2 separate regions of the Homo sapiens genome follow, and region 1 is linked to region 2. The links are chromatin contacts, found by Hi-C or POLR2A ChIA-PET in ENCODE. All regions are on one chromosome and are shown on one strand. Each heading gives the region's core, a stretch centred on a gene start or an enhancer-like site at or near the end of the contact. The rest is flanking DNA. Distances are from core to core; before and after follow the strand shown.

The links. Hi-C counts contacts between places; a loop is a spot of excess contacts on that map. ChIA-PET counts read pairs that join two places held with the same protein, here RNA polymerase II (POLR2A). Pooled maps may share reads with other maps.
Region 1: a loop to region 2 is called in a map with no recorded cell type, with 2.6 times the contacts of the local background. The contact joins the enhancer-like site here to the promoter of YARS1 in region 2. A Hi-C loop is called at or near these places in 1 of 168 maps with a recorded cell type or tissue (naive thymus-derived CD4-positive, alpha-beta T cell), 8 of 37 single-sample maps with no recorded cell type and 7 of 50 pooled maps. POLR2A ChIA-PET finds 5 or more read pairs at or near these places in 2 of 52 experiments (GM12878 and MCF 10A).

The regions. Positions count from the first base shown.
Region 1 is chr1:33,336,415-33,340,289 of GRCh38, reverse strand. The region is part of intron 9 of PHC2 (polyhomeotic homolog 2); the gene reads left to right. It also overlaps the pseudogene RN7SKP16. Among named protein-coding and RNA genes, the nearest start is that of MIR3605, 5.9 kb to the right of the region's middle. Within about 2 kb of position 1,614, at least 24 of the 41 ENCODE cell types and tissues checked have a DNase peak (open chromatin) inside an H3K27ac peak, as active enhancers do.
Region 2 is chr1:32,815,784-32,819,561 of GRCh38, reverse strand. It overlaps YARS1 (tyrosyl-tRNA synthetase 1), which reads left to right and starts at 2,204. Exons shown (of 13, transcript NM_003680.4): 1 at 2,204-2,374. The coding sequence starts at 2,318. S100PBP (S100P binding protein) reads right to left here and starts at 1,909. Exons shown (of 7, transcript NM_022753.4): 1 at 1,873-1,909. RefSeq lists enhancers at 953-1,062, 1,496-1,665, 2,033-2,342, 2,091-2,590, 2,591-3,092 and 2 more.

The DNA.
Region 1 (3,875 bases), core at 365-2,864, 520 kb before region 2:
TGACCTTGTTTGCCATTTGTTGAGCAGAATTTGTTGTAAGAAAATGAGCCATGTTATCATCTACTCTGCTTCTTTAAATTCTTTATTCATTTCATTAGCTCTGTCATACTCCTACTGCAACCAAACAGTAAATAGAAGTCTTTTAAGTTAAAATACATACTCCCTTCTCATGATAAGGTGGAAATCAGCCATTGACCAAGGTGAGGGGGTAGAAGGAAAAGCTCCGTTTGGTCTCCATTGCCTTTGAAGCCATGTCTTCAGGCTATCTTAGGGTCAGATAGAATGAGTGCTAGGCCATCTGAAATACCTGTTGCAGATGTTAGTACAGATTGAGCATCCCAGATCCAAAATGCTCCAAAATCCCAAACTTTTTGAGCACCTACGTGATACTCAAAGGAAATGCTCATTGGAGCGTTTCAGATTTTTGGATTTGGGATGCTCAACCAGTAAGTATAATGCAAATATTCTAAAACCTGAAAAAATCCAAAATTAAAAACACTTCTGGTCCCAGGCATTTTGGATAAGGGATACTTAACCTGTACTAAGCTGTATTCCAGTATAACAAAACAAAACATCAGCACTGGCTCTGAAGTGGCCCAATTGTGCATAACTGGCACCAGCCTGACGTCTGTCCTCAGCAGGCTGGAGAGCCCGTCAGCTCTGGACATCAACCCACTGGTCCTAGGAGCCTCCCTGCCTCTGCCTCTAGAGGTCATCCTGCCTTGCCAAGTGCCTGGGTCTGGCAAAAATGTTTCAAAGGGGACAGGGAATTCAGAGGTCCACCTGTACCTCTTTTCTGTTGAGGAAATCCCCACTGTAACAGGAAGACATGGGCCAAAAAATAGCTCTTATTCTTCATAATCAGGTATCTAGAAATGCCGCTCCGGTAGGCAGGTACCACCAGCCTAGCTGCTCTCAAAACATCATAGCTTCAGAAAGCAACTTGTAAATCTCAGCTAGTGCCAAATTGCTTATCTTGGCACTAGGCAGCCCTGTATTCTATATGTAGACAGTGAAGACTGAGATCATGGATGCCACACATTCCAGTTTAGTGGTCATTAAGCACCTGTCATATTTTGGACATGGGGTTAGCCCCTGAAGATCTCGAGGTGACTGAGTGAGTGGTAGCCCCCTGCCTAGAGAAGTCTGCTCTGCTTAGGAGACGTGACCAGTCCCAAAGCAGATAATTTCACAAACAGGAGCTGAGTAGTCCTTCCTGTTTTCTCCCACCCCTGTAAGGGCTGTTTGTACCAGAGCCTGTGAATGAGACCAGAAATGAGAAACAGCCTAGAAGTTGAGACATATGTTAGGCAAGACTCCGTGGAACATGCTGCTCTGTTCATTCTGACCGGAATACTTGGCCCTTTGTGGTCAGCGTCAACTAAAGGCCAAGATTTTACCTCCCCCTTCCCCCACCGAAGCCTAGCTTTACTCCCCTCCCCCAGCCTCTCCCATCGGCCTTATCCTGCCTCCACCTTTCGGTTTCAGGTGCCTGACTGTATACAGGCATTTGAGACCTGTGGGAATGCCCGGCAGCACTTATAGCCTCTGAACTGGTCAAGGGAATTGAGTAAGGAACCAAATTCAGAGTATTTCTTTGTCTCTTTTATCTGGCCTCAGGGCCAGCAGGGCAGGTTTCTGCAAGTTTCACTGTTAAGCTGCTTTTCCCCAAAGGCCGCAAAGCAGTCTGGGAGAGCGGGAAGCAGATTAAATTAATCTCAGTGTGCTGAGCTTGGCAGGGGGCGAGATTGTGTTCGGTCATTCCAGGAATAGCCCAAACTCCTTTGTTACTAAAGCAGATGAGGAGCTATTGGTCTACAAGATGACTGCAAAGCGAAGTAGCTGTGAACCTTTGTATATTCATAAAACACTCTCCCATCTGTCCCTTGGATTCTGTCTCTCCTTTGATCTGCCCTGGGTTACAATGGGGAGTGGTAGTTTCTAATGTGGTGCAAGAGTTTTTTAGTGTGTTCTCTCTCTTAACAAGATCTTTTTTAAAAAACAACCTCAAATTCCAAAAAGTTTTGCTTCCCAGAGTTAAGCATTGGCTCTGTAGCCTTTGAGCTGGTGACCATATCTGCTCACGAATGTATCTGGCATGAAGACAGACTCTGACCTCAAGAGTGATCTTCTGTCTTGCAGTGAACATTAATAGGCATAGATCTGAGACAGGAGTGGGGGATGGAGGCAGGGAAGTCAAGCAAGGATAGAGGGATCCCACAAAAGACAAGGTCAGAGGGGGGCTGTTTTCTGATGACTATCAGCGAAAGAGGCAGGAGGTGGGAGTGATCCCAGAATTAAGAGGAGAATGGATTAATTCCATGGAAGAATTCATTAAACTGAAACAAGGGAATTAATACTTTCTACCTATGCTCTCAGTCAGAGATGTGACTGTCTTTAAAGCAAACACAGAAAACCAAAAATCTTACCAACCAGATCTCTTACATGACTACACCTGACAGATGATGCTTAGTATTAACTAGGTACCTGATGTTAAAAGATGTGGGCAGAGAGGGCCTAGGATGATTACGAATTTGTAGCCTTTTTATGTAAGAAATACCTGAAAGAACAGAAGGGCTTTGTCCTGGAGGAGAGAAGACTGTGGTCATGAGTGACATCCTTCATGACACCAGGAGCATTCTCAAGCATTTTCTCGTAAGCTAGCACGCACTGCCTTTCACTGGCTCATTAGTCCTCACAGCAGCACTCTAAGGTAGGCGTAGGATCCTTATTTCACAGCCAGTGAAGCTGAGGCTTAGAGAGGGACAATGACTTGCCCGCAGTTGACTCAATGATAGAGACCAGTCTCTAAGCCAGGTCTAAGCCCGTGTCTCTGCCTGTTAGACAAATCTGATTGGCCTTGTTCTCTGTGAGTTTAAGGAACAGAACGAGGATAACTGGGCAGAAATTAATAGAAAGACAGATTTTGGGCTCGTTATATAAGGAATCACTAATGAGCCGTCCAAGGTGGGAACAAACTGCTTCCAGAGTAGTGAGTTTCTTTGTCGCTGGAGGTATTCAAACAAATGCCAGAAAATCATTGGGTGGGCATATTATAGAAAATTTTCAAGCATTGGCAAGAGATCGAACCAGACTTTCCAATCCTATAATTGTATAATCTGCAGTTCATTAGACTCATCAGGGAATATTTTTTACCAGGCTCTAATTGGGAGGAAATAGCCATCATCTAAAAAACAAAATTTTAGCTTTCATAGTAATCTATGTTAGTAATTCATTTTAAATAAAATAGATGTTTCTTAGCATATGCAAAACATAAAAGCAGAGAAAATGTAATTGTGTAAAGGCAGAGTTAAATATTTAAAATTTAAAAGCACAGAAACTTAATTTGATTGAATCATCAACTCAGTCCTCCTAGTTATTCATAGATTGTGAGGGAAAGGGGTTTTTTCTACGTTCTCAAACATGGATGTGAGGGCCATCTGGCTGCAACACCTGTCACCCCATTGATCGGCAGAGTTGATTCCGCTGATCTGGCTGGCTACGCAGGTGTCCCCTTCCTCCTTCACTGCTCCATGTGCGTCCCTCCTGAACCAGCAGCTGGGTCAAAGAGGACGACCATCCCGTAGAGGAGGGCCGTCCCTCAGTCAAGGGCATACGAGTAGCTGCCCTCCCCTGCTAGAACCTCCAGACAAGCTCTCAAGTTCTCAGACACCTTTGCAATTGGAAAGACTAATTCTAAAAGAAAGGAAATGTTTCCATCTCTACAGAAAAGCCAAAGCTGTTTAAAAATTTTTTTTCAAGTGAATATAGGCACTTAATGGAAACTTTCTAACTTACTGGTATAACTGTGTCTCAAACAAACAAAAAAAACTTCATTGGTCCTTTCTCTTAGATGGCCCCTGCTCAGCTCAGAA
Region 2 (3,778 bases), core at 955-3,454:
GACAGGGTCTCACTCAATCACCCAGGCTGAAATGCAGTGGCGTGATCTGGGCTCACTGCAACCTCTGCCTCCCAGTTTCAAGCGATTCTCATGCCACAGCCTCCCAGTAGCTGGGATTACAGGCGTCCACCATGCTAGGCTAATTTTTGTATTTACAGTAGAGATGGGGTTTTGCTATGTTGGCCAGTCTAGTCTTGAACTCCTGGCCTCAAGCAATCCTCCGGCCTCGGCCTCCCCAAGTGCTGGGATTACAGGCGTGAGCCACCATGTCTGGCCATATCCCTTCATTTTTAAGGGAAGAATATTTTTCCGATCTTCTAATTCTATTTCTTAGTTCCTCTACACCCCATCCTTTCTGTGACCCCATTCTGTCCTTCCACATCTCTCTCACCTGTCCACCCCCTTCTTCACACTTCAGTTTACCACCCCCTCTCTGTTCTCGAACCTCCTGGTTGCAACCTCAGAAACTGGTTCCCTTTCTATTTTTATCTCACCTCAGAAAACCTACTGCCTTCGAGCACAAAGCCTTACTTTATTGAGGCCACTAAAACTGCAACACCAGATGCAAGCCCACATCCTCTTTCAAGCTCTAAAGTCAAGACCATTACCAAGCAGGGTCTGACAGGTACAGCCAAGAGCAGAGATTATTTCCAGTGGACAAGACTTCCCCCTGGCCTTTGATTTCCAACCTTTCCCAAATGCAATACATGTGAAGCACACAGCACGAAACGCACTCAGCAGGCTTTATCACTCCATAAAAAATAGGCACAACATTTACAAAAAATCAAAAAGAACTGAAATTATCTGTAACAGTTTTGCAAATTCCTTCGAAGTAACTAAAAACACTGCAGGACGGAAAAAACAACCCAGGGCTGCAAATCTTTGCTTTAGGTAACATTTCACTAGATGAGGGTGCCAGGATTCTCCTCCCACATGGACACAGAGAACAGATGCGCTAAGCTGCAGCAACAGGTTTCTTTTCAAAAAGAAAATGTGCTTTAAAACACTTCAGGCAGGTCTGGTAGAGCTTGGAGTCCCTAATAAATACACAAAACACCGGAGATCAGGTTAGGGCAGGCCGTGGGCAATTCAACCACTTCTAGGACCTTTCCAGGGCCCACTGAGGTAATAACTGCTTTCCCTCTTGCCCTGGAAGTAACTGGTGACGCCGCCTCCAGCCCTTGAGGAGCCGGAGAAAGGGTGGCCCAGGCCCAACCTTTGGAGGATACTGCCTTGGCTCTCTCTCACAAATGCAACGGCCCGGGACGGTGTCGCCTTCCAGGAAGGGCCTTTGCGTCTCCCTCCCCCGGGGACACCGCGAATTCCCGCCTCCCGGCGGAAAGCGGGAGAAGCGAGAGTTTTCTCCCCGCCCCTCCCCCAGTAGGGGCAAACCCGCCCCTCAGCAGGCCTGTGCTGTGCGCTCCTCTCCCGGGGACCACCGTCCTCAGATCTCCCCAGGGAATGGGTCGTCCTCTTCCTGCCCCCACCCGCGAGACGCGGCAGAAAAGCCCGCGGCTATCTTCCCGCCAGCAACAGCCTCCCGCCGAGCCGGCCGGGACAGAGGCGGCCCCCACCCCCACTGGGCAGGGGACTGCAGACGGCGCTCCCCGACTCTCAAGACGACCAGGGAGCTTCCCTTTTCCTCAGCGGGGTGAGGGGCATCTGTCGCCCGCCGACTTGGAGGTGGAGGGGCAGGGACATTCCCTCGCCATCACCTCAGGAGCTAGAACGCGCCCTTCTCGCAGCAGGGCGTGGGCCTCCCAATCCCTCCAAGGGGCGGACGGCGTGCGCAACCCCCTGGAGAAGCAACAGGCGCCCCCATCCCCCTCCAAGCCGGGTAACGCCGACCCCCTCGTCCCTCCCGCTCTTCACCTCCGGAAGCCGGGCCAAAGCCTGGGCGAACGACTGCGCCTCACTCCGCCCCCTGCGCCATTTTATCGCCCCCTCCCCGACCTCCCCTACCCCGAGTCAGCCGGGCCAACACCAGGGGGAGGGCAAACCAGCAGTGATTGGCAGGAAACCGTCCCGCCTCTAGGAGGGTTGTGCCCCGCTCAGGCGCCTCAGCCCCGCCCTCCGCACCGCCCACCGTGCCCACTGGCTCCACCTTTTCCCGTCTCATCGACCTGCTCGACTCTCTGCTGCTCCTCACTTTTTCCGGCCGCTGCCGGAGGGGTCCAGGCCGAGTAAGCGGAGCGCCGAGCCCAGCTGATGCAACCTGGCTGGACTCGCGTGACAGTTCCCGGCACGCGGCGGCGACGGTGACCCAGGAAGGGGCTCTGGTGCCGGGCTGAGCGGGGGAAGCAGGGGTAGCGGAGCCATGGGGGACGCTCCCAGCCCTGAAGAGAAACTGCACCTTATCACCCGGAACCTGCAGGTCAGGCCTGGGGGTTGGAAATGCGCCGTTGGGGATTAGGAGCCCGAGGTTCAGTGATTTTGAGCCCCATTACGGGGTTCTAAGTATGTGGGGCCGGGGACTCGGCGCTGGCGCAGCTCTGAGAGAGCCTGTAGATCTCACTGCTGGTCGGTCAGTCAATCAAGCAGCCCTTCCCTGGGTTCCCCAGAAATCACAGTGGGCTCACCTCTTGCGTCCAGTTGTCTTGTGTTGGAGCCAAACTTTGAATCCAGGACTCCCATTCCACCCCCCTATTAAGTGCCAGACGTGGTGCTTAGTCGCTGGGGATACGTCAAGGGCCTGCCAGAGCTTGTCTGAAGGGGATCAGACGTTAAAAATGACCCATTACGGTTCAAGTAAGTACTGGAAGATGCTATACTGGGAGCTTTAAAGGGAAAGAGAGAAGGGAAGGCTTCCCTGAGGAAGTGACCTCCAAACTGCGCCTTGAAGGAAATGGATCCCCCCCCCTCACTCCACAAATGTTCCGTTTGTTACCAAGAACTACAGGAGTAGAAGTGAACCAGAGGAAGAATGGAAGAATAAGGAGGGAGAGCATTTCAGATGGAGGAAACAGAAATTGTGGCAAATTTAGCTGGAGTGGAGTGAGCAAAGTTATGAGGAAGCACTTAAATATTTATATTGCTTACCCCTTAACTTTTTCAGGCTTCTGACTGTTGTCACCTTATCAGCGACGCATGATTTCCGACCACTTTATTTAAATAACAAACCCTCTGGCACCAGAACTGCCCCATACCTTGCTCTGCCTTTTTTTTGTTATTGTTTCTACATAGTATACATTTTATTTATTTGTTTAAGAGAGGTAGGCAGGGACCAAGTCACGGGAGCCTTGCAGGCCTTATTCTGTTCAATTTTAAATTGGGCTTCCTTCTAAGAGTAGTGATAAATCAGTTGGGCCACACAGCCTGTTCTGTTTTTTCTTTTTAGAGATGTACTTCACATACTATAAAATTCACCCTTTTAAAGTGCACAATTCAGTGGGTTTTAGTATGTTCACAAGGTTGTGCAACCATCACACTATCTTTTTTTTTTTTTTTTTTTTTGAGGCGGAGTCTCGCTCTGTCGCCCAGGCTGGAGTGCAGTGGCCCAATCTCGGCTCATTGCAACCTCCGCCTCCCAGGTTCACGCCATTCTCCTGCCTCAGCCTCCCGAGTAGCTGGGACTACAGGTGACCGCCCCCACGCCCGGCTAATTTTTTGTATTTTTAGTAGAGACGGGGTTTCACCGTGTTAGCCAGGGTGGTCTCGATCTCCTGACCTCGTGATCCACCCTCCTTGGCCTCCCAGAGTGCTGGGATTACAGGCGTGAGCCACGGCTCCCGGCCACAACCATCACACTATCTAATAAAACTTGCACCCGTTAGCAGAC